Regions from separate parts of the Mus musculus genome. Here regions 1, 2, 4 and 5 are each linked to region 3. The links are chromatin loops, found by intact Hi-C in ENCODE. Cell type or tissue: left cerebral cortex. All regions are shown on one strand.

Evidence for each region. Peaks named below come from ENCODE experiments on the same cell type or tissue, not always from the same donor. Only the 100,000 strongest peaks of a DNase experiment are listed, where the experiment ranks them.
Region 1: it touches region 3 in a loop (3-fold over the local background); 2 of 42 quality-filtered maps call a loop at or near these places.
Region 2: it touches region 3 in a loop (6-fold over the local background); 29 of 42 quality-filtered maps call a loop at or near these places.
Region 4: it touches region 3 in a loop (5-fold over the local background); 3 of 42 quality-filtered maps call a loop at or near these places.
Region 5: it touches region 3 in a loop (3-fold over the local background); 2 of 42 quality-filtered maps call a loop at or near these places.

What each region holds. Positions count from the first base shown.
Region 1 is chr1:66,444,034-66,449,033 of GRCm38, forward strand. No RefSeq gene overlaps it. Among named protein-coding and RNA genes, the nearest start is that of Unc80, 21 kb to the right of the region's middle. In left cerebral cortex, no CTCF peak of the experiment used is centred here; a DNase peak (open chromatin) is centred at 1,960.
Region 2 is chr1:66,112,643-66,117,642 of GRCm38, forward strand. No RefSeq gene overlaps it. Among named protein-coding and RNA genes, the nearest start is that of Gm51629, 120 kb to the right of the region's middle. In left cerebral cortex, no CTCF peak of the experiment used is centred here; a DNase peak (open chromatin) is centred at 2,894.
Region 3 is chr1:66,653,283-66,658,282 of GRCm38, forward strand. It overlaps Unc80 (unc-80, NALCN activator), which reads left to right. Exons shown (of 65, transcript NM_001368824.1): 49 at 14-106; 50 at 728-763; 51 at 1,102-1,320. Gm39655 (a long non-coding RNA gene) reads right to left here and starts at 35. Exons shown (of 3, transcript XR_865491.2): 1 at 1-35. In left cerebral cortex, a CTCF peak has its summit at 2,648 (motif pointing left); DNase peaks (open chromatin) are centred at 2,028 and 2,626.
Region 4 is chr1:66,174,990-66,179,989 of GRCm38, forward strand. It overlaps a transcript of Map2 not described here. Among named protein-coding and RNA genes, the nearest start is that of Gm51629, 53 kb to the right of the region's middle. In left cerebral cortex, a CTCF peak has its summit at 2,651; DNase peaks (open chromatin) are centred at 223, 1,223, 1,841, 2,690 and 1 more place; H3K4me3 peaks cover 3,044 bases; H3K27ac peaks cover 1,862 bases.
Region 5 is chr1:66,429,594-66,434,593 of GRCm38, forward strand. It overlaps Map2 (microtubule-associated protein 2), which reads left to right. Exons shown (of 15, transcript NM_001310634.1): 13 at 3,921-4,002. Among named protein-coding and RNA genes, the nearest start is that of Unc80, 36 kb to the right of the region's middle. In left cerebral cortex, no CTCF peak of the experiment used is centred here; a DNase peak (open chromatin) is centred at 2,078; H3K27ac peaks cover 434 bases.

The sequences.
Region 1 (5,000 bases), 210 kb before region 3:
AAGAGCCAAACAGTGTTAGGGTTCAGGAATTGTTGAAGGAAGACCCCAGACTCAAATAGTATGCAAGAACAAAGAGTGTTTACTCTGCAGAAACAACCAGCATGCTAGGGTCAGCACAGCATCAAAATGGCCATGACCCCAGACAAAGGCATACACCTTCTTATAGGGAACTGGGGGAACTCTCTAGAATGATCCGGTAATCTCTAATGTAATTGGTAGAAGCTAAAGCCCTGACATTAGTACAATTTTGATTAGCTACTGTGTTAGGGTTAAGTAATTTAAAACTTCATTGGTGGGTGCTGAGATGCCCCAGACGGACTGCATTAACCACAGGATGGGCTGCCCAGCACAGATGGCCTATCCTGAGATCAGATATCTCCCATTCATGTGACTATCTTCAGGCTGTTTCTCGGATGGGGGGTTTTATTGTCTTGTTCCTGGACTTTTGGGGTCTGCTGCTTGAGCAGATGGTAATCTACCATCATGTTAGTTTATTAGTCAATTCATTAGGTAGTTGCAGCTATTAGAAAAGCAAATAGGCTTGCCTTCCTTATAGACACCATGCTAAAAGAAAAGGAACTCGCTTTACAGTGACTGCTCCCAGTGGTCAACCACCTGTGTCTCATTCATGGCCTAGTTTCATGGTCTGCTCCTGGAGTGGATGATGTATGGCCTAGTTTCTGAGAGGAGACAAAGAGGAATGAACGGATCCCTTCAACAGTACTGGCTGACTGGAACTAGATAACCCAAAAGGTTGGTCAAGAAGCGCTCTCCTTCCCAGTTTTGGATCCAGTCATTCAAAGATATCACCAAAAAAATTTCCTCTTCAACTTTTAGGCCTCCTTCCCCTGTGTTGCCTTTCATCTCAATCAGGGATCCCTTCTATGACAGGCACCAGAAACTCCAGATCCCACAACCTACCAACACACCCCTCAGTCCTGTTAGGTTGCCCACAGTCCACATCCTAAAATCTATGCAACTCTCTGGATCTCCTGCTCAGTTATCACCATTTAGGCTTTCGTTTGCATTTACTAACCTTCAAACACCTCCTTAGACCCTAAAACATTTTCTTAGATCCTCATACTTTAAGCTTTATATCCTCAAACCTTGCACAAACTTTACAGTTTTTTTTTCTATCCAATTATTTACCATGAATGAGACACAGGTGGTTGATCACTGGGAGCAGTCAATGTAAACTGAGTTCCTTGTCTTTTAGCATGGTGTCTATAAGCAAGGCATACCTACTTGCTTTTCTAATAGCTGTAACTAGCTAAGGAATTGACTAATAAACTAACATGATGGTAGATTACCTTGGATAAGGAGCTAGTTACCTGTCCTCTAGCTGTCAAGCTATAGTTAGCTTAGCTATCAGTATGATCAGAGACCTGAGAATAGATTATAATCTAAATGCCATACATTAATTAAAATTACAAAAGTTTTTCTATACTCCACTACCTAGACAATTCTCCCAGGTTCCTGTTGTTGGTATTCTGTTTGGACTCCAACCCCATAGTTTCCTGGGAACAGCCAGGTATGCCCCTCGCCTCAGTTACCTAGCAACAGGCCCCTATAAAAGGGGCTGCTTCCCCCCTCCTCTCTCTCATTCCTGCTCCTCTTCCTTGCCTCTTGCCCTCTTGCTCCCCCTCTCTCCCCATTCACTTCCCCTTTCTCTCCATGTGGTCATGGCTGGCCTCTACTTTCTACTCTCTCCTTCTCTCTGCCTTTTTCTGCCTCTACTACCCTCTTAACTCCCTTCCCCATGCCCTAAATAAACTCTATGCTATAGAATAGAGTTGCTGGTCTCTCAGGGGGAAGGGATGCCTTGGCATGGACCCACTGAAGCACCCCTTTCCCCCACACCTCACCACATATCATTGAACATATTCTTATATTCCTTTATCTTTTTAGAATCGTAACACTTGTGGTCTCCATGGTAACATTGGCAGAGACAGTGTGGCCATTAGGACCAGAAGATGAGAGGCTGTTTTTCTGAGGAAGAGAGTGGGAGAAATTACCTTGTCTTAGGCACCATGAGACAATTAACTCTTCAGGTGTCCAGACAATTAACAGTTCAGGCCAGACCCTGGCAATAGACAGGGCACTGGGTCAGTCTTTTACAGTGGTTGTCATACCACAATCCAGGTAGAGTTCTTTGTCACTGTGTCCAAATTTTCTTGAAGACTTTGGCAGATATCACTGCTTAGATTTAGAGGTCTCTGTCCTAGTAAGTCCAAACACTTTATGCCATATTCAGCAGATCTCTGACAGATTTGAGAGCTAGTGCCTATTAAGTATATCTGAGTTGAACAGCCTTATCTGTTTCTAAACTGTTCCTTACAAAAATAAAACATAAGGCAAATAAAGCTTAATCTTGTAATTAATTGCATCATTTAGTCACATGACTCAAATATAATTCTGAAAATATTAAAGCATTTGATCATTTACAAGGTTACTGTCAACTTGCACTTATTAATCATAGTAGCTTTTATGAGCATAGAATTGTTATAGTAGCTTTTAAGACTAGAATCTGTTAAGTCTGAGCCTTAAATATCACAACTTTGAGTTGAAAAGCTAGTATTTTTTTTTGAAAAGCTTCTAGTATTAAAATAAAACCTTTCAATCTAAAAATGTAGTCCATAGAGACTGGGAACTTTTTGATCTTTTTATGGTGTATCATTGTAGAACATTAATGTAAACATTTCCCATATGACTTAGTTTATATAAAAGATCTATAATAGATTATAAATATATAAAGCTGCACTATAGCTTAATAACATTAGCAAAAACAAGTTTAAATGTACTTTTAAGACACCAATTATTAACCTAAAAATTTAATGTTGTAAACCTCCAACTTTTTAAATTTAAATTTAAAGAAATTTAAAATCTCTCAACTGTGTTTTTAGTAATATCACAATAAAACACCTTCTTAAGAGTAAAGATGTAGAATAACAGTGTAAACAATTTATCAAGATACAACAGAAATCATACAAAAATCTTATCTCAGTTTAAAAGTATCTTTGGACACCTACTTCCCTGGTTTGCTCATGTCACATGTTGCTGCCCTTAGGGAAGATGGTGGTGAAGCCATGGCTTTACATATGGCTGCTAGGGTATGTGGTATAACTGTCCAGCAGTCATGAATGAACTGGGTTACCTGAAAGGGAGGCTGGAAATGAAAAAGGACGGGGGAGTGGGGGGGGGCAATACAAAGTTTCTGATCAAGGCTCAAAGTTTAATATTCAGTACTGTATTTATTTATAGAGATCCCACAGACCCTATCCTTTGTTTCAGCTGGATTATGTTGCAAAGCAAGCTCAGGGGGGCAGTCTACTGTAGGAGATTGCAGGTGCAGCAAGGCAGAAGACTCCATCTAGGTCATTAAGGTCCAACTGTGGCAAACATTTAAGGTCTATTTAGCCTACTCAAGGCTGAGGGAAGGGCACAATGAGGCTGCCCTGAACCAAAATCGTGGTGAAGCTACGACTCCACCTTCCTCAGCCCATAGTAACTAGTCATGTGTTTATATCCCAGTATGAAATCATGTCACATGATTTAAGATTATCTATGACTTTGAACTAGATCCAATAATCTATAAACTGATAATCCTGTTTTAGATCCTGGACTTTAAAAACATGCCTGGGTCAGAGAAGAGTGAGCAATAGCTCATTTTTATTGCTAGCGATAGACTAAAACAGTATAAAAATAGCAGTAGAACAGTATGCAACAACTTCAAAATTATCCATACTTAAATAACATTTGAACTCCAATTATATTAGATCCAATGGGCAGAAAACCAATTAGTGAATTGAAGTTAGGTGGCTGATTACAAGAGAAAAGAACAACATTTGTTCACACATTCAAGACAAGTCAGAAAGGAGCATACAATGACTATGTACTAGCAGAGACATAGGGAGTTAGACAGACATTTTAAATTGTCATTTGTAAATTTGAATAGACTTTATAACATTGAAATTTTGTCATCATATAAAGAATATCTTAAGCCAGGTTTGAATCACATGCACAGTATGTTATAAAAATATAACTTCAAGTTTCTATCATTATCACACAAAAATCCATACCAACTTAAAATATGAGACTTGTTTTTGCCTTCTTAGTCTAAAAGGAGACACAATAATAAACAGTTAATTAGGATCAAGAAGTTTTGTTTTGTTTTGTTTTATTTTTTAGGATCAAGAAGTTTTATAATTGCTGCTTCATACCACATGATCATCTTAAGATAGTGAAGTCACATGGCAGGTTGCAAGCCATGTGATGAACATGGTTGCTAATATTTAAAACATTTTTCCTTGTAGATCTATCTACCTTTATATATTTTTCTTAAACGAGAGTTGCATCCAAATTGCACATATACATTAAACAAGTTAATTTGAGTTACATATAAGTATATATATATATGAACTTAATAAGAGCTGAATAAACCCAAATATTGTTACACATTATACATATTTTGGTCCATACTCAATGAGTGATTTATTAAACCTTAGATAAGAGTTTACAGCATACTCTTAATATATAATTTTTTGAGAGCAGAATGCAAAGAAATCAGAGATAAAATATTTTTAAGATTGGACAAAGAGTGGTGCAGAGACAGAAGGAAAGGCCATCCAGAGACTGCCCCACCTGGGGATCCATCCCACCTGCAGACACCAAACCCAGACACTACTGCAGATGCCAAGAAGCACTTGCTGACAGGGGCCTGGTATAGCTGTCCCCTGAGAGGTTCTGCCAGATCCTAACCAACACAGATGCAGATGCTCACAGCAAACCATCGGACTGAGCACAGAGACCCCAATGGAGGAGTTAGGAAAGGACTGAAGGAGCTGAAGGGGCCTTATCTGGTATCGATGAGAGGGGGAGCCCTTGGTTCTGTGAAGGCTTGATGCCCCAGTATAGAAGAATGGTGAGGCAGGATCTGGTGGATGGGTGGGGAAGCACCCTCATAGGAACAGGGTAAGAGGGGATGGGATAGGGGGTTTGCA
Region 2 (5,000 bases), 540 kb before region 3:
AAAAATAAATTAAAATTTTTGAATATATATTGTATTCTTTGATGAAGCACCAAAATAAAATTTATTACAAATTTAAAAAGCTAAATCTATCATATGATATGATTATACCACTCCTTAGCATATGCCCAAATGACTAGGTATTCTTAAAAATAACTTTAAAATATTTTTAAATGTATTGTCTGAGAAGTTCATACATATATACAAAGCATTTTGATAATATCTATCCTCAACTTGTTCCCTCCAATGCCTTTCCACACCTTCCATGCAGATAGCTTCCTACAATTAACTCAATGAGTACATTTAGGGCTTCTGCCTGCGTGTTCAGAGTGTGAGGTCATCTACTGGAGCATGGGCAAATTACTATTGGCTCTATCCCAAAGTAAGGTGATTATCCCTCCCCCGGGAGCCATTAACTGCCAATAGTGCCTCAGGTAGGAGTGAGGACTTTCAAGGCCGTCACCAGATCCGTGCTAGCACGTTTGATTTTAAACAGGAATAGTGCAAGTAAGCATAGCTGTTGTTAGTTCTGTGTCCAGTAGTCATGCCATGTCCAAAGAGAAGATTTTAATTGTTTTAAGAAGTCTCCCTCACTACAGAATTGTTGGCGTATCCACTTCTCTTAACTATAGGCTTGATTTTCCTCAAATGGGTTTGAAAGAAACTGATCTTACCTGAAGTTTTTCAAATTACATATTAGATTGATTTCTTCACATACAATCCTAAACTGTTCATTTTTTTAATTTAAAATTGACAGTATTATTTTTTTCTTCAAAACTTCTTTTTAAATTTTATTTATTCTTCTCTTATATATTACATCCTAACTTCTTGCATATATTATATCCTCACTCCTCTTCTCCCAGTCCCTCCCCTGGTCCTCTCTTCCTCAGAGCCACTCCTCCTCCACTTTCCTGCAGAAAAGAGGAGGCCTCCTAGGGATATCAATGGAACATTGCATAACTGGGCACAAGCCCTCATATTGAGTCTGGACAAAGTAACCCAGCAAGAGGAAAAGGGTCTCAGGAGCCGGCAAAAGAGTCAGAAACAGCACTACTCCCACGTTAGGAATCTCACGAGAATGCAACCATAATGCATATGCATAGGACCTAGTTCACCTCCATACCAGCTCCCCGATTGTCCCTTCAGTCTCCGTGTGCCCTGTGAGACTGATTCTCTAGGCCATGTTCTTGCCATATCCTTGACTCTTCTGGCTCCTACAATCTTTCCTCTCCCTATTCCATAGGATTCTCTGATCTTTGCCTAATTTTTGGCTGTGGGTCACTGCATCTGTCCCCATCAGGTGCTGGATCAAGTCTGTCTGATGATGATTGGGCTAGGCTCTAGTATATGAGTATAGCAGAACTAATTAGGTACCATTTCATTTACTTATTTTCCCCAGTCATTTTTAATTCTATCCCATGTCTCTGTGCTGTCCAGTCTCTGGTTTCTGGCCACCCAGGCAGTGTGCCAGGATCCTTTAATACAGAAAGACGAGTGAAATTTAAGCATAATAACTTCCTTGTTCTGTTTCACTAGATAGGCCAAAGGTTTTCCAGTCTCCTTTGAAACAGATTGACTGTTATGCAATGTTAGGTTCTTCAGAGGCAGAGCTTGAGAAGAAAATCTGTGGGCAAGTAAGATTTTGAGGAAATATTGGAGGTGTATAAGTTACCAGACAAAGGTTTAATCTTCAGAAAAATGTCTTATGGGTAGCTCCAGCTTGATCCAGCAAGGGAACTCTGAGACATGAGGTAAACCTCAGAATTGTCTGCATCTGTGAGAAGGGAACTGAGGTCAACATTTCCACATGAGGTGGTTTATATCTTCATACATAGATGTATACTGTAGTATATATACATATACAGATACAGTTGTTTTATATCTCCATACATACATATACACTGTAATATCTTCATATCTGTCTCTCTAATAGATAGATTAGAGAAAGAAAGAGAGAGAGAGAGAGAGAGAGAGAGAGAGAGAGAGAGAGAGAGAGAGAGAGATTTATTATGTCTCCAGGTGACTTTGTGTAACTTATTTTCTCACATGACATGATATCTGCTTTATTCAATTTTTCTTCTTTTGGGTCGAGAAATTCATCCAACCTAATATTATTATTATTAATTATTATTATTATTATTATTATTAATTTTATGTATATAAGTACATTGGAGCTGTGTTCAGACACACCAGAAGAGGGCATCGGATCCCATTACAGATGGTTGTGAGGCACTATGTTGTTGCTGGGAATTGTATTCAGGACCTCTGGAAGAAAGGTCAGTGTTCCTAACTGCTGAACCATCTCTCCAGCCCTCATCCAACTTTTTAATTCAGTAATAGAAGATAATCCAAAATTTTGGAAATTTGTTTTTCTTTTCACAAGAGTTTTAATGTAACTTCAATTTTCTTTCAAGGTTTATGTTATCAATATCATTTAGGATACATATATATATATACATATATATATGAAAATTTTCAAATGAGTAATACAAAATATTTAACTGATTTTTTAAGGATTTTGCATTTACGTTTTTTCATTGCTAATTTTGAAATTTTCATTGCTAACACTGGATATCAGTTCTGAAGCATGTATACATTTCAAAATATTTCTAAGAAGTCCCAAAACATCATAATTTACAAAACAGCTATAAGAAAGCCTATGAGTGAATGTGTTCTTGGGAGCTGCAGAACTCACCAGTGACTGGGCCCTGGAAAGGAAGAACCAGAATACGCCACAGCTGGAGACAATAAAGGTTTCCATCTTTTCTATAGAATACATCTCAGACATGCAGCAAGTGACATTTTACACATGCCCTGGGGATATTTTTACTGAACGCTAATTTCCTGTGAACCCGGGAGGATCTCCAGTCTTAACTCAGCTTGGCAGATCCCCAGGAGAAGGCTGAGTCAGCAAACAGCTTAAGCTTCTGTTGGTTCTTAAATCTTTACCAGCACAGGGAACTGGCTGCTCTGCATGTTACTATGCTTCTTAGAAGAAGCATATGACAAGGCAAAAAGCAATGGTGGTAAAAACAAAATAGCCTTGCTAGGCTGTACTATAAATTGTGAATTTTTTACTGACCAATCAACTTGGTCTTAATTTTTGTGGATTTATATTCCTATTTAATTAACTGAACATTCATACATTTAATTATTGGAATAACCATATTGACAAGCAGTTTCTCTTAGTTTACATTAAAATAGAGGTTCTCAACCTGTGGGTTGGGAAGTCACATATTAGGCAGCCAACATCTCAGATATTTACATTACAATTCATAAAAGTAGCAAAATTGCAGTCATTATGTAGAAATGAAATAAATCTATGGTTGTGGGTCACCATGGCATGAGGCACTTAATTAACGGTCTCAGCATTAGGTAGGTTGAGAACCACTACATTAAAGAATAATTGAAGTTGTAGGCTACTAATAGCTTTTAAAGTGAGGCTATTTGTGAAAAGAAGAATGTGTATAGACCTGATGTTTAGTTTAGAAACCCGGTAACCTCAAGGAAGAAAAATATTACATTATATTCATATAATGATCCACAGTTGTTTCAATTACTGCAGAGATCAATGTATCAACTCTATATCCACATGGGTTCAGTTCTCCAAATTCTTTAATGGGAGAGAAGGCCTCATAACTGCAGAGAAAATCTTGACTGTTCTAAAGACAAAACTCCTAGGGACATCATCAGTTTTCTAAAAGGAAGAATTCACTCACGATGGTAACCATTTAACAGGTTGTACTAGACACCTATCTGCAATGCAGCCAGGAAGCTTTGGCAATACTGCGGTTAAACCACACAGCAGGGTCTGCACACTGAGCCTTTTCACTTGGGTCAACACATATCACAAATGTATAAAATAAGTGTGAGAATTGACATAGATAACCTGTAACTGATACACCTTTTGTTTGTATGAGTATCATTAAAATACCTTAAGGGATTTTAGTGGGATTAAGTTCTCTCAAAGCCTTTTGCTTTCTGTTCTCAGAAGAAGAGTGAGTAGAGGCAAATGCCACGAATGTTTGCATATTTTATTATAGTGTTAATACTGAGGAAAGACAGTGCGTACTTATAGTGTGCAAGAATTTGGTTCAATTAAGCTCCAAATTGTAGGCAAGTAAGTAAGCTATAAAAAATTCTTCTCAGATATTAATTGTTCTATTACTCATTTTCCAGGAATGATAATGTGCTGTTTGTGTTTGTATCTTAATCTGTAGAAAATCATTAAGCTATGAGTAGTTTCACTAGCTGAAACTAGGAAATGAAAAATATTTTGTGGCATTTGGTAGTAATTTATCAGTACATAGGAAGACACTGGTAATAGAATTGTAGATGTTTATATATTTGTTAAAGTGATTTGCAAATTTGATTGTTTTCACTTAAAAAATTACAGTGCAGAGGAGATAGTTCATTCAATCGAGTACTCACTTCATAGGTATGCATGAGGAACCCAAAATTCAAATGAAAAAGAAAAGTGAGGCATAGGGCACACATTTGTAATCTCAATCTTAGGCAGGAGAAAGGTGGATTCCTTCGGTTCGCAACCATTGGTATGGTCTGCTTTGTGAGTTCTAGGCCAACGAGAGAGTTTCTTTCAAAAGCAAAAGGTAGGCAGCCATCAGAGGAATAACACTTGATAGTGTCCTCTGACTTCCATATGCATTTTAACACAAACACATCATATTACATACAGACAGGCAGACAGGCAGACAGATACAAACACATGATAGAAGATAGATAGATAGATAGATAGATAGATAGATAGATAGATAGATAGATAGATAGATAGATAGGTAGATAGATAGATAGATAGGTAGATAGATAGATAGATGATTGTCTGGCAAGGTAAGGCTAAAGCAGTTATTGCCTGATGGTCTAAAGTTGATCTTCAGGACCTACATGGTAGAAGGAGAGAACTGCTTTTCACACTTTCACAAGTTGTTTCCTAACATCCACCAGACATCTACATGTGCACCACAATGTGACTACCTACAAACACA
Region 3 (5,000 bases):
GTTACTGTTGCAGGCCCATGACAGCCCCACAGATGAGCAGGAGTGACCAAGGTCACAAGGGAACCACCACAGCCAACCATACCATGTCGTCTGGAGTGAACACCAGGTAACTCACTGTGCCCTCTGCTTCTGTGGCCTCTCAGATGCAGTTCAGTAGCTAGGGATGAGACAAATCCTGAAAACAAAAACAAACAAACAAACAAACATTTCACAGCATTAAATATGAAACTCTATAAGGAAAACATCCCAAGATAAGAAAAGAGTGATAGTTTAGAGATACAGAAAATACCAGAGCTGGTTAGAAAATCATGATAAACTCACGCAGCCTTCATGATGTAGCACTTGTGCTGGGTCTGTTGGACTCCAAGATGACCAGAGACTTCACCAAGTCTTGGAGCAGAGAGACCCTCTCCTCCCCATCATGTTTGAAAATAAGACACAGATTTCAAAGTTGTTGGGTTTTTTTTTTTCATCCCCTCCTTTGGCTATATCCCATGAGTTTATATCAATTCGTACATTTTTCTTTATGCTCCTCATATGACAATGAAACAAGTTTTATAGGAACTATAATTGCTGTATATCTGGTGACCTGATGAAAGAAGACAGTACCTTGAAGGGTTAATATGCAATGTGCATTTATCAAAGTGCACCAAAGGCTTTGATATGAGCAGGCTCTGCCAAGGAATCCCCTTCTTGCTCTAAAGCCAGTTGCTCTTCTGATTCACAGGTACCCGGAGCAAGGAGCCAAGCTGCACTTTATCAGGTACGGAAAGACTTGCTCCGTCTTCACACCCTTTCTGAAGCACTGAGATGATTTCTTTAGACCTGGGTACCATGTCCATTTAACTAACTCCTGCGGTGGATGCATGATGTAACCGTTTCCATGTTAATCCTGAGGAAATGGCTCTGGGAAAGCCACTGCAGTGTGGTCTTCTGGGATGATAAATTTTCTTCATCCCCCAAAGGAGCTTCTGTGGAGCCCTGCCTACCACCTACCAGCTTCGGTGGGAAGCATATTTCTCTGCAATGGGACACCCTTCACTCATAGTAACCAAGTGCCCATGTTCTCTGAATCCTAGTTAATCTTTCCCAATCCCACAGGGAAAACCTCCATTTACTAGAGGAAGGGCAAGGCCTTCCCAGAGAAGAACTAGATGAACGAATTTCTCGAGAAGAATTCAGAAGACCCCGGGAATCTCTGCTGAACATTTGCACGGAATTCTATAAGCACTGCGGGCCGAGGCTGAAGATCCTGCAAAACCTAGCTGGGGAGCCACGGGTCACTGCCCTGGAGCTGCTGGATGTGAAGTCTCACATGAGGTACCCACGCAAGTGCCTCACCTCTGCCTGGGATGCTAAGAGCTTAAGCCATGTGTCTGTGTCTGTGTGCTGGGATGAACCAGGAAGTGGGGGATGCTCTGGGAGTGGGAAGGCTTCCTCCAGGAAAAGGAAGGAGATTCTTAGAATAATTTGTTTCCTGTGACTTGGGTACATACCATTTAGATCCTTCTGGTAAAGTACACATTTTATCTATTAAAGAGATCTCAGAAATAGAAAATGTTTTAAAAATGGGAATTCAGTCTGTAACTTACTGTCTGGCAGATTTTTAAATGTGATCCCAGAGGACCTAGTAGCTGATTTCTAGCAGTTTTTAAAGGATCATAAGAATTCCTTCAAAGAAAAAGTTCATGGTTAACAAAAGACTTACTTTGAATGCTTAATCTATCTACAAAACTAAATGTTCAGTTCTCACCAACCTCTCCAGAAACTGCATTATAATTTGCCAAAACACATCAATTTCCTGAACAGTAATGGCTTTTTTTTTTCTTAAAATGATCATCTGAAAGGGATTTAGTAAGTGCTAGGTGAAGTTACAGAGGAGGGCAAAAGCATGACCTGAAAGCAAGCTCTTTCCCTGTCAGCCCCTTGCCTTTGCTGAGCTGTGGGCAGACACCCAGACATGCCCGAGAGCCCCAGCCCTCCCCTCCATACTGTGCAGTGCTGGGAAAGAGCTTGTTTCACTCTGAGGAGTGCAGCTCCTATACAGAAGGCTGCAGTGTTTCAAGAACCTGTTGTTGCCTTGGCAACTGAGGGCTCTATTTATTCTAATTCATCCAAGTAATTCTGTGAATAGACAAACATTGCATTCAAAGATAGGCATTTTGTGAATGTGTGTGTGTGTCTGTCTCTGTGTATGTGTCTGTGTGTCTATATGTCTGTCTGTGTCTGTATGTGTGTGTATATATGTTTCTGTCTCTGACTGTGTCTGTGTGTCTCTATGAGTATGTGATTGTCTGTCTCTATGTGTGTGTCTGTGCGTGTATGTCACGGTGGGTCTGTATCAGTATGTGTGTCCATACGTTTCTCTGTAGTTTTCATGCCTCTATGTGTCTGTATGTGTTTTGTATCTCTGTATGTGTTAGTGTTGTAAATCTGCATGTATGTGTCTGTGTGTTATGCTATGTGTGTTTTTATGTGTGTTTGTCTATTTCTGTGTATACATCTGTATATATCTATACATATCTGTCTGTGTATGAGTATATTTTGTGCATGTTTATGTGTGTCTAGGGTTTGTAGGACTATTCTATGAAAATGTCTTCTTTGGACATTTAAGGGAAGGAAAAATAGGGACTGGAGCACCCTCTAGAGGCTAACACTAGAGCTTAACAAATCCTAAGGGACTACTTGGTACTTGGTGTAGATTTAAGGTTCAATAGACATTAATACTAATGAAAATGATCTACATTATATTAGACATTAGTGCTGCAAAATAAAGCCCTAATTTTCAAGGTTATCATAGTCCATTTCAAAGGAAAAAATAACATGTTTGCAAGTACTAATATCACTTGTATAATTAACTGTTTATTGTTTTCAGGCAACATATAAACTATATGATACAAAGAGATAGAATACACTAAGTAGATTAGGAAAAGATAGTGCCACATGTACATATTTATGTTTGTGATGAGATTGGCACAAAAATTAATATGAAATTATATTAGATTTATTTCTGAACCATAAATTTGATATTGACCTTCTGGAGTCTTAAAGTAATTAGCAAAATATGATCTGCTATAAAACCATAATGCCAATAGAAGAAAAAAGTAATTGCTTGGTGAGATGACACTTATTAAAAATAATGCCGTCCATGGTGTTAACCCCAATAAGCAGTGAGCTAAGAAACAGAAGGATCAAAAGTTCATGGCCAGTTTAGTCTTCACAGTTCTGGGATAATTGTGGCTACACAAGGAGACCCTAGTCTCACTACAAACAAACAAGCAAGTAAATAAAACAAAGGACAAACAAAGTCTCCCGGTTGCTATTTGTTGAAAAGAAAAAGACTGGCACAAAGAACAGTGTCCCCCACAATTCCTCTCTAATAGATAAGGGAACAGCTCCGTGTGGCCATGTAGATAGTTGACATAATGTCATTATGTGATTTGTCACAAGCAAGCTTTCCAGAGCCAGGATAGGGTGAAAGGACAGCTACTTTAGAGGCTGAATTACTCAGATGATTCAAACCAAATGTCCCCTATTACTGTACTACTGAACAACAAGCTTTTGATGAAGACAAGCATATGCTTCTTTGACGAGTACAGATGTTCTGTGCTACACTGTGAAGGGGGCAGATCCAAATACATGGAGGCAGTGCCTACATATATTAATGTTTCTTGTAATGTGCGTGTGTGTGTATGTGTGTGTAAGTCAAACTAATCATAAATTTTATAATGTGAATCATATTTAAAAGTTTAAGAATAAATATTACCCAATCAGAAAAAAAAACTTAATTGTAAAAGGGAAAATGGGGGTTATATATTCCAAATACCACAGAAGATGTTTGCTCAAATAGTTTGGCTTAGGCCTTTTAAAGAGCTAGGAAACAGTGTTGAGGGAGTCTATACTCTTTGCATTTGCACAATATCTGATTGATTAATTTCAAGAGTCTCAGTGAAAATATTCTTGATTAGAGAGACTCTCTGGCCAAAAGGAATTTCCTGCCTTATTCTGTCCTCCTGCGTTCTCAAAGCAGCAGCATTTATGATGTTTTTCCTTCCTTTCTTTCCCTCTCCCTCAATTATCCTCGCTTTCTTGTCCCTGTTCCACTTTTTGTCCCATGCTATTTGTCTTCCCCTCCCTTCTCAGTGAGAAGAACTCTTGAGTTCCCATGGAAAAGGATTAACGATTTTCTTCTTTTTTTATTTATTACGTATTTTCCTCAATTACATTTCCAATGCTATCCCAAAAGTCCCCCATACCCTCCTACCCACTTCCCTACCCACTCATTCCCATTTTTTTTCTTAAAACACGAATCAGTGTGCAAATGCATGCTATCATGGAGGTAGGGTTGAAAAAAAACTGTATGAAAGGGAAACTTTCTTGTAGGCTCACCACTAATCCATTTTTCATCATGAAAGGCTAAAGAAATTTACATGTTAACCTCTAAATGTTATTTTTTTTCTCATTTCTGGCTCTAACTATTGTTCTCAAGCTTACATTAGATAGATCATTTTTCAAACATGTCCCAAAGCTATCTTTAAAACATATCTCTTAAGCCAGGCAGTGGTGACACATACCTTTAATCCCAGCACTTGGGAGGCAGAGGCAGGCAGATTTCTGAGTTTGGGGCCAGCCTGGTCTACAGAATGAGTTCCAGGACAACCAGGGCTACACAGAGAAACCCTATCTTGAAAACAAACAAACAAACAAACAAACCACATCTCTTCACTTGATCTTAAACAAAAGGCTGAGAAGCAATTAAAAAACACATCTCTTTAGAGAACTAAACTCTGGCACTTATTCAGCTACATAAGGAATTGCATTTAGTCAGATTGATTCACTTTCTTCAATAAACTATGGCTTACAAGAGTCCAAATTGGTTATTGTCACAGTAGAATGTCTGGGAATGTGCAGGGATAAGGTGAAGGTATCTAGAAGAGTCTATGTAGATAAAACTGCCCTTATTTGGATACAAGCCATCTAAGAAATCATTTTTGTATGAC
Region 4 (5,000 bases), 480 kb before region 3:
TGAGCCCCGAGGGACAATTCTGCAGAGCAGGCCACCCCTGGGAAGGAAGGAGCCAAGTCTCCACTGCCCTCGCCGCCCTTGGCCTTGGCTGGGCGGGGCTCTCTGGGGCTCCAAGGCTGGCTGTCCCCGCGGGGCGGGCTGCTGGCTGCGGCAGGAGGCGGGGCCCGGCGCTCCCCCTCCCCTACACTGCGACGGTGGCAGCTTAGCGCGGACCGTGGCGGAGCCAGGCTGGGGCGCGCACGGGGCGGGAACAGCCGGGGCGGGGCAGCCGCGGAGCCTGGCTGGGGCGCGCACGGGGCGGCGCTCGGGCTGCGCGGGCTCTCGGCGGTGGAGGCGGCGGCGGCAGCAGCATCCTCTCTACCTCCGCTTCCCTACGGCCTCTTTCTCTTTCCTGTCCTTCTTTCCCTCGTTTCTTCGGTCGCCGGGTCTCCCCGGCTCCTCCCACGGAGAAGCTCTAGCTCTGCGAGTAAGCTGTGACCGCGGGTGCGTCCTCTTTCCGCGCCCAGGTAAGACATCGTCCCGCCTAGCTCAGCCTGGTCCTTCCTCCCGTGCCTCTGCCAGAGAGGAGCCGCCAGCCAGGAGAGCAGGAACCGGACTGGCTGGTCTCTGCTGGACCGGTCCCCTGTGCCACGGGAGGGAGTCCGCGCAGGTTGGCGCTGTCCAGGCCTGACCTCTCCAGATGTCACACCAGGGCAAGAGACCCGGCTAGGTACTTAAGCTCTAGATTTGAAGATGAGCCAGTGACCTTGTTAGGTACCACTTAAAAAACCACTGGAAACTTCGGTTCAGGCTAGGGTGTATGTTTTGAGAGTTAATATTGCCCGAGCTATAGAAAGAAGGGTAAGAAATTATACAGAGACCCTAGGGAAGAGAATTAAAGATAGAGGATTTATTTTTATTTTATTAATTTGTTATGTGTGCCTGTCTCTGTGTGCTCACAGACACAGAGCTCTGCACAGTGAGGAAAGAGGTGAGGGGAGCCAAGCCAATTTCAAATTTCAAATTATTTCTCCAGAGACAACAGGAAGAGGAGAACTGGCATACATTGGTAATTTGGGGAAAATGAAAAACTGTTCTTTGGTTGTAGAGGGCGGGGCTCCAAGGTACAAGCCTGACAGAGCTTGGGTTTCTATGCAGTCCTTTCTTCCCAAATGAGAGGGGTGGGAACCCAGCTGCATCTGCTCTTCAATTCACTTCTCAGTTCTAAAGCCTTTCTTTGGGGGTGGGGGACTGAACGAATGACTGCCTTCCCTATCCTCGCCTTTGTTCTAGGGTGGAAATCTAAAGGCAGAGCGTGCCTAGGAGCCCTAGTGGGGAGGTGTGTGTTTGGTGTGTAAGGAGGGGGAGGGGAGAGTGAGCACTAGAGTCAGAAAGCACCATTCTTGAAAGCTTAAAATTGGTGTTTTTTCTTCTGGCACCGTCAAAAAGGTTTGGTTAGTAGCAAGCTGACTTGTGATGATAACTGGTTGCCCTCTGTTATAAGCTCTGAGTGTAAAGCATCCAGGACACCTTTTGAAACTGGGTGTGAAGCTTTTGTCAAGATGCAGACACACACGCACACAAGCCCTACAAACAAACATACTACAAAATGGAGTGGACAGCTAAAAGGCACGTCTTTTAAGATTTGTTTTCTGGGGCTAGAGGATATGCTATAAATGAAATGTATGTCGAAAAACAGCAAGAAATAAGGTCAACAAAACTATCCTTGGGTGGTGCAGACAGAGTTCCACATGTGGCACAGAAAAATTAAATGAATATTAGTAAGGAGCTAGCTTAAATATTAAAAATAAGACAGAATTTTGTTTAAATGATCTGTGGGAGGAAATGACTGGAAACCGAAGTGGAGGCACATAGCCACAGTGAGGCAATGGAGAACAAAGCCTTTTATGTGAGCCACATTATGCAAAAGGTCCCTATGTGTGAGCAGCAGGTACCAGCCCCATGTAAAAGCAGAACACTGTCACTCTGTCATTTTACTGTGGGCCGGTATGATATTTTTGGCAGTCAAAATAGATGGAACAAACAAAAGCCCTTTAAAATGCTTTTGATTTTATGTCCACAAAGAAGATTACAGCCTAGGTGACAAGAGCATTCCTTCAGCGGAACCTAGTGTCTTATTTTTAGTAGAAAACCTTATGGATTTGCAAATCATTTCTAGTCATCTCCCCCCCCCCCCCGTGCACACAGGACCTCCCTCGTCGAGATGAGGTGAAAGTCCTGTTTTTCTTTCATTAGGAAAGCATTGTACTTGTGCCCATGTCTGTGTATATATATGTCGTAACATTAATTACCTTGAAGTTTTTGTCTCATTCTTTCAGCTTAAGATCTGCATTCATGATTTTGGTGTTATCAGACCACTGATTTCTTACTTGATACAAGCTGTTTATCTGTGGGTTGTTTAATTTTATTCTTTCATATTTCTCAGTTGGCTGGAACCTTTATTTAATTTCCAAAGTTTTTTTAACCTTGTAGGTGGGAAATTGTTTGAGCTACAACAAGACATCATGGCAGATTATAAATTTAGTTCCCCCTTTTTAAAAAAAAACCTTAATATTTTAGTGATATTAATTTGTATATTCTTTGTTTCTCTCCTGTCTTAACTCCTCCCCTCCCCTCTAACCAAGCAAGCCCTTTCTTGCTGGCTGTTCTTGTCCTGTTTCCTGCCCCTACTTTTGTCTAGACTACCACAGGTGGAGCCAGAGTGTGCAGTGTGCAAGCATTTTGAATTTAGGATGTGCTCACTCTATAGCAGCATGCTTGCTCTCTCTCTCTCTCTCTCTCTCTCTCTCTCTCTCTCTCTCTCTCTCTCTCTCTCTCTCTCTCTCTCTCTCTGTCTCTCTGTCTCTCACTTGTTTACAGCACCTTCTCAGGGAGGAGGGAGAAAGAATGTGCTGAGGGAGCCTGACCCAGTGAAACTGGCACAGCCATGACCTCATGCCAGTAGGTGATGCAGTCTCATTGAGGGAGCCGACATCCTCTCAATGGAAACCGAACTCCAGCAGCACGCCCGCCCATCTCAGGCCAGCAGCCCCACTCTTCCCACAGTGGCCTCTGCCAACACTGCTCTGCTAAGGTTAAAGGCAGAGTTTTCTCTTTATTTCTTTTCAGGGGTCTTGGATTTGGCCAGAAACACACAGCCAGACATGAGACTTGGCACAGAATGTTCTAGGTCTGAAGGAACAATTTCAACCCCCTCCCCCTGCATCCCCTGTTTTAAACCACTTTATACATTTTCTAAATGTCAGACTGAAGAAAGGAAAACAATTGCTTGTTTGGTAGGTTTTTAAATATTTCCTTAGGACACACATATATTTGTTGAATTTTACTGGCTGTCAGATGGCAGAACAGATTACACTGTTGCACTTTGGCATTTAAAATCGGTAGGTATTACATTTGCTTAGATGTAGAAATGACATCAGATATAACCCCCCCCCCCCAACCCTGTGATTCACTACTGTCCCTGTGAGGCAGAGCGTAGGAAACTGACTTCTAAGTGGGTGGGAGGGAGGAGCTTAGGGTGACTCTTACTGTTAAATACTTGTCAATGCTCAACTGATTAAAATAACCAGAGATAAAACACTCTCCAATCAGTATTAACCCTTAATGCTAGGACTTAGGTAAGTCACTCATTTAAGGAGGCATTTTGGAACATTTGTTGACTCTTGTGTCGGATCCCCATGAGTTACAGATGTTACTACGCTCTGGCACTCTTATGTCACTATCTGAGTTATATTAGTTCTTATCAATTTCCGATATTCTCAGAGAATGATGAGCTCTTGCAAGCACCAAAAGCAAATATGGGACTACTAAGGAAGATGGGATCTATAAAGGGCTGAAACCAAAGGAGAGGGTCTGTGGGAAAGTCTGGTGGGTGGTAGCTTAGAGGGGAAGAGGGAGACAAGGAATTCTCAGGCACCAAGTGTTTGTCCCTGTAAGGGTGCAGATGAGATCTTGTGGACGTGGGTGGAGGTGGAAGAAATCTGTTTTGCTTTTTACCTCAGTGCAATGCTGTGTCCCCTCTCCTCCCACATCATTACATTGAGCTGAAGGCTGTGGGTACTTTATGGGATACTTATTGAAAGCAGGTCTGTGCTGAATTAAAAAGTTTAAAACAATGTGAGCACAATCAGTTGACTTTATGGGAAACATTTTGAGTCTAACCTTTGAACTTTGAACTTTGATCATTCCTCTCCAAGAGATGAACTTTCCTATTTGTGCTAACATGTTCAGCTGTGATATATTTTATTTACATGTTTTAGGGGAGTTGTTTGGCAATTGGAACAGAAGAAAGAACAGACTCTCTTTCAGTCTGTTGTTAAGTTTATATTGTACACAGGGGAGGTTTTAAAAACATTTTTTGTTGTTGTTACAACATGTAAGTAACATAAGGGACACATTTCTATCTATCTATCTATCTATCTATCTATCTATCTATCTATCTATCTATCTATCTATCTACCTACCTACCTACCTACCTGCCTATCTATTGTCTGTCTGATTTTTGAGACTCTTAAGATTTTCAGGGAAACCTAACCTTTAGTTTATTTACTTTGAGACAGTGTGTCTCCATGTATCCTGACGTAGCATAAATGGCTTGAAATTCCCAACGGGAGCTCAGACTTACTTTGAGGTCTATTCTCCTTCCTCAGGGTCTTTCAAAGCTGGATCACAGGAGTGTTCTGTGATACCTAGCTAAACTCATTTGTTATTCTTCACATTTTTCTTTTATTGAAAATATATCCTAATTATAGTTTGCCCTCCCTCTCCTACTTCCAATCTTCCCTCCACTCTGTGTCCTCCCCGTTTTTTCCCCCCTCGTTGAAAAAGAACAGACTTCTAAGAGATAACAAATAAACATGAAAAATTAAAATATAATATGATAAAGCCAAACTATCATATCAGAGTTGGCCATGGCAACCCAACAGAAAGAGAAGAGTCCCAAGAGCAGGCTCAAGGATCAGAGACCACTTAGTTGCACAGTCAGGAGTCCCATAAAGATA
Region 5 (5,000 bases), 220 kb before region 3:
GGTTAAAAAAGACCAGTTAACTTTTTCACTGGAAAATGAGTGATTCTGGCGGGGGGAAAATCAACAGAAATAGGCTTTTACATTATAGAATATTTAGATCCTAGAACATTCAAAATGATATTGACAGGGTCATCCTTTTAGATTGAATCATTTATTTTGGAAATCATAAGATCATCAAATAATTGAATGTTAGCATCGGAAAGATCTACACAGCAGAACTTGAATTTCCAGTCTTACAGTAAGTGAACAGGAACCAATGCTTGGCTTCTAATGATAGCAGTGAGTCCCTTGAGACTTTAATGCTTAAATTGAAATTTATGAAATAAAATTAGAAATACCTTTTATCCCCAACAGACTAGTAAAATAGCTCATGTAAATTCTATTTCATTTCTAGATTATTTAAAATGCTATTACTAGGAGCAAGTCAATATAATTTTTCTTCTAAAAATAATTTATGTTTGAGGATTTAGATGCAATGGTCGCCACAGTCTTAAGAGCAACTTTTTCCACAGCTTATATAAGACTCTTAGAATGTGGTACATTTAATAGTAGCTGTAAATCCTGTGCTAAACCTACAGTTTTTATATTGAAAGTTTTGTTATGCCCTAGAGAACAACCCAGCCATCATGTCTTCTGAATTTAAATGTTGACAGGAGCTCCTTGCCTTGGGCTCCTGGTGAGAGCTGCCAGTGATAGTTCTCTGCAAGGGACAAGCTATCTTATCCATGTTAGAGAGGCACTGTGATTCAAACCTTGCCCAGCTAAAAATAGGATTCTGTGCCCTCTTAAGAAATTTGAGGCTCTTTTCTGCATGCACTTAGAGACTTGTTAATGCTCTCGCGAAGACTGTACATTTAAACTGAATAAACAAGAGCATTATTTAAATTTTAGATTGAAGATAAACTGGACCTTAAAGATATATAAATGTGATTATTTTTTTGGTCCATGCAGGAGAAGTATCCAAAACAAACAAACAAACAAACACACACACACACACAAGAACAGCAATGACCACAACAAAACTAAATCCTTCTTTCTATATTTATTTTGTTTGTCCTTCAAAGCATGCCAGTTCAAAAGACATATGAAAGAAATTATAAGAGTTATGACCGTTTCAGTATGTTACAGCACAGTAACATCTTTCCAGGTCCTGATTGGCTGTGGTTTTTAGGATGAATGCTTGACTTCCTGAATAAAGACAGTAAAACATTGGCCTCAAGTCTTGAGGCTGCAGGAAAGCCGAGATGATGTCTGTCGGGATGACCTACCATACTTCAGCTCTGCTTTTCTTACCTTGGCAACTGGAAAGAACGCTTGTACATGGCCACTAATGGTTCATGGTGGCTCAGGAGCAGTTGCGAGAAGGTGGCCTTCAGAAGCCACAGACATAGTGAAAGCAGACCCAAGGGGTTCTTTGTTGATCTTCCTAGGGAACCAGGAATTCTTTCATGAATGAGAATCCTGACTTGGAACTGTCAGACAGACCCAGCATGTGCCTTCTCATGCAGTGTACACTAACACAGGGGTAAGGAAGTGGTTAGCAAATGATGAGTGACACTGTAGAGCTGAGAGGAGCTCTGGGATACCCTCTCAAACCCTGGGCCAACCTACACTGTGCTGTACCACTGAGTGAGCCAGAGCCCCTGTGTTGCCAGCCTCTCCATCACAGATAATTCAAGTATGATTTTTTCATTTCTTCCTGATTTCTATGAGTGATCCTATAGAGCTAGGATCCCTAAAGCTGCAGAGCACTTGGCCTTTGAGGCTCCAGGGAAATAGGGACTTATACATCATAACGTGGATATAGTTGAGTTGCAGTAGTGGAAGGGAGTTAAGAGCCTCTAGTACCCTTCCCCCACCCCTATCCCTGCCAATTCTAGTTCTTTCTGCCCCAGGATCTGGAAAGAAAAATGTTACCTCCAATTCCTTTTAGGTTAGGATTTTAAACAAGAAGATCGATTTTAGCAAAGTTCAGTCAAGATGTGGTTCCAAGGATAACATCAAACATTCTGCTGGGGGCGGAAATGTAAGTAGAAGCTTCCCTGAGGAAGTTGCCTTGATCGTGTGAAGCCTCCTGCACAGCCAGCACCCGCTTTCCTTCCTCACATGCCTCATGACACACTACTTTCTCAATATGTATGTGTCATCTAGGGTAGCGGCTTGCTTTCTTGGTGATGGGTGTCCCATCCTTTTCTGTCAGATCAGTTGGGAAGGAAAAGCTTGCTAAATGTACCACAGCAAACCCTCTTCGCCTGCTAACTGTTTCCTGGCCTTTTCAGTCACCAGAGTACTTGTGTCTCTATTCCTCTGAAGAAGTGAGCCAAGCTCACCCTTTTCTAACTCCATTTAAATTACTCTTGAGGCAAAGACTGATATTTTTGAAAGTGCTCAGAGTATGTAATGCCAACCCTCCATTGTTCATTATTCATGAAAGCTAAGATATCTTTTCAAATAATACAAAATTGGCAAAGCAGGACTCATCTATAATTCAAAGTGAAAAGACTGTAGTTCCAGCATGCATTCTATCCTGATGGGATTTTTTTCCTGTCTCTCTCATTTAGTGTAAATAATACCTTATGAAAAGAAATGAATACTGAATTCATGCTTGTTACATGTTGGTTGAGGCAGAGTTGAAGCAGTCAGGTCAACTCAAAGAAAGCATGGTTCCTCATAAAATAAGGAGAATTTCAACATGTGCATCAGGCTGACTCTATTTTTCTGCCACCTAAACACTAGGCTCTTATCATCTGTGATTTAAGTAATGGACAAGGTATCAGACCTTAAACTTCTCAGAGTCCAAGAAACCCTTGTCTTCTCATTCTTCATCTGGGCAGAAATGGATTTAAGCACTAAAAAGAAAATATTAGTCCCTTCTATAAAGAGCAGCCACCCGATAAGCAAAGAAGTCTGAGAAAAGTAGACTCTGCCGTGGGAATCCCACATAGTGTTTGCTGGGCTCCTTCATGGATGCAGGTCTATGCTTCGGGATCAGTATCTACACTGACTTGGTTGCTTTTCTCTGAGTATAAGTATATGTAACATCATGTGCTCTGGTTCAGTTTACTCCCTTGAGAGTAGCAGAAGATGTACCATGATGCCCTACATGGCAAATGCCTCTAGTTCCAATATAGCAGTAAGAATAAGTTCAGATAACTTAAGCTCTCATACTAAGGTAAAGAGGGAGCTTTGGACCTGCAAAACAGTGGTTTTAAACATTCCTTAAGAGAGGAATCATTTATTTTACTGTGCATATCCCTGAAGAATGCTTATGTTCTTAAATTCGTACATTCTTCTGATGTTGATGGACAGTGAACCACTACAATGGACAATAGAAAACTCTGCTTCAATTACAGGCAAATGAAGTATTTTAACGAAACATAAAGCAAGAAAAGTACTATCATTTTCTAACTCAGTATGCAAGAAAGATTCCACTTAGCCAAGAGAAGAGAACAGTTTAGGAAAACTCACTTAGACTTTTCTTCTGTCATCATGCTGGTCTTGTTACTGTGAGCAGCGTTAGTTACTTCTATATAAAAGTCACTTTGTAAATAATAACCCATCTCCTCTTGCTTCTTTGCTATGAAAAAATTTAACATGTATCTTTTTTCTCAAAAGGTGCTTGTCTTATTAATATAAATATCCCCATGCTCTTACAACATTATCTATTTTCTACTAATAAAACTTATATTCCAGGGTTTTCACCTATTCGGGTTCTTCTTTCCAGTTTGAAATAAATGGAACAGATGTGTGTTTGTGTGTGTGTGTGTGTGTGTGTGTGTGTGTGTGTGTGTGTGTGTGTGAATGTTAGTGCTACATGTTACAAGTGCGGGTACATGTCCAGAATTGTGTGTGAGCTTGGGGGAGGAGGTGGAGCTTCCGTGTCTAAGCCATCTTAAACTCATTTTCTGTGATTCACACAGGTACAAATTGTTACTAAGAAGATAGACTTAAGCCATGTGACATCCAAATGTGGCTCTCTAAAGAACATCCGTCACAGGCCAGGTAAAATAAATAAATAAATAACATATTTGTAATAATTTGAAATCATTAATTGGATTGAAGAAGTATACAATTCTTGATATTTTTGTGAAAAAATTGACTGAAAAAGTGTTTCAAACTCTTGATACTTCATGCTATTAGTAATAGAAACTTCTGTCTCGGAAAAAAAAACAAAACAAAACAAAACAAAAAAGTAATAGAAACTTAACTTTAAACTGTCAATGCATCTCACTTTGATATCAATGAACCTAATTACCTGAAAGAGACTATGTGTATAGAACAGGCACAAACATTGGGGCTCTTTAAAAACATGTAGACTATAATATTCATCAAGTCTTATAGATAAGAACAGTGACCAAAGACAGTATTACCAAATATTTTTCATAAAGTTGTGTTGTCTTCATTACGTAAAATGGAGTTGAGTATCAGAGCCAAGGAAAGTCCTTTATCTGATTCATTTCTCCAACTCTTTGTCAAGTAAATAGCACTGGAAATCCTCAACAAGATGCAATATGCCCCCCCCCAACTTACCTGGCATTAGACCCTCTTGTCTTCTTAGGTTATCTCATAGGAGAGTGCTTTGAAGTAGAAATTGAGTTTCCACTTGCCTTAGCCTGCTCCTTTCATGACTATGAGTGTGACATGGGTCATTGTCGCTCTGAGTATCACAGAGAGTTTCTTTGTGCTAAACCCCACCTCCAGGCATATATAACAATGGATAACTGTCAGATGCCCTATGAGAAAACTATGACATTATACAATTTATAACATAACCAATAGATTATAGGATGGCAATATAATTGGCTTTATTTTAAAAAATTTAACCATATGGTTAGCATCTTAAAATATAAACCAAATGTAGATTATTAAATTAATCACTGTCTGAAACACTCTAAAAACTGAGATCTAACAATAATTGAGTTGAGGCATTGGGAGAGGAAACTATTAGGACTCTTTGGATTGGCTACAAAGATAGGTAGATTAAGTCTCAGAGTGGACAG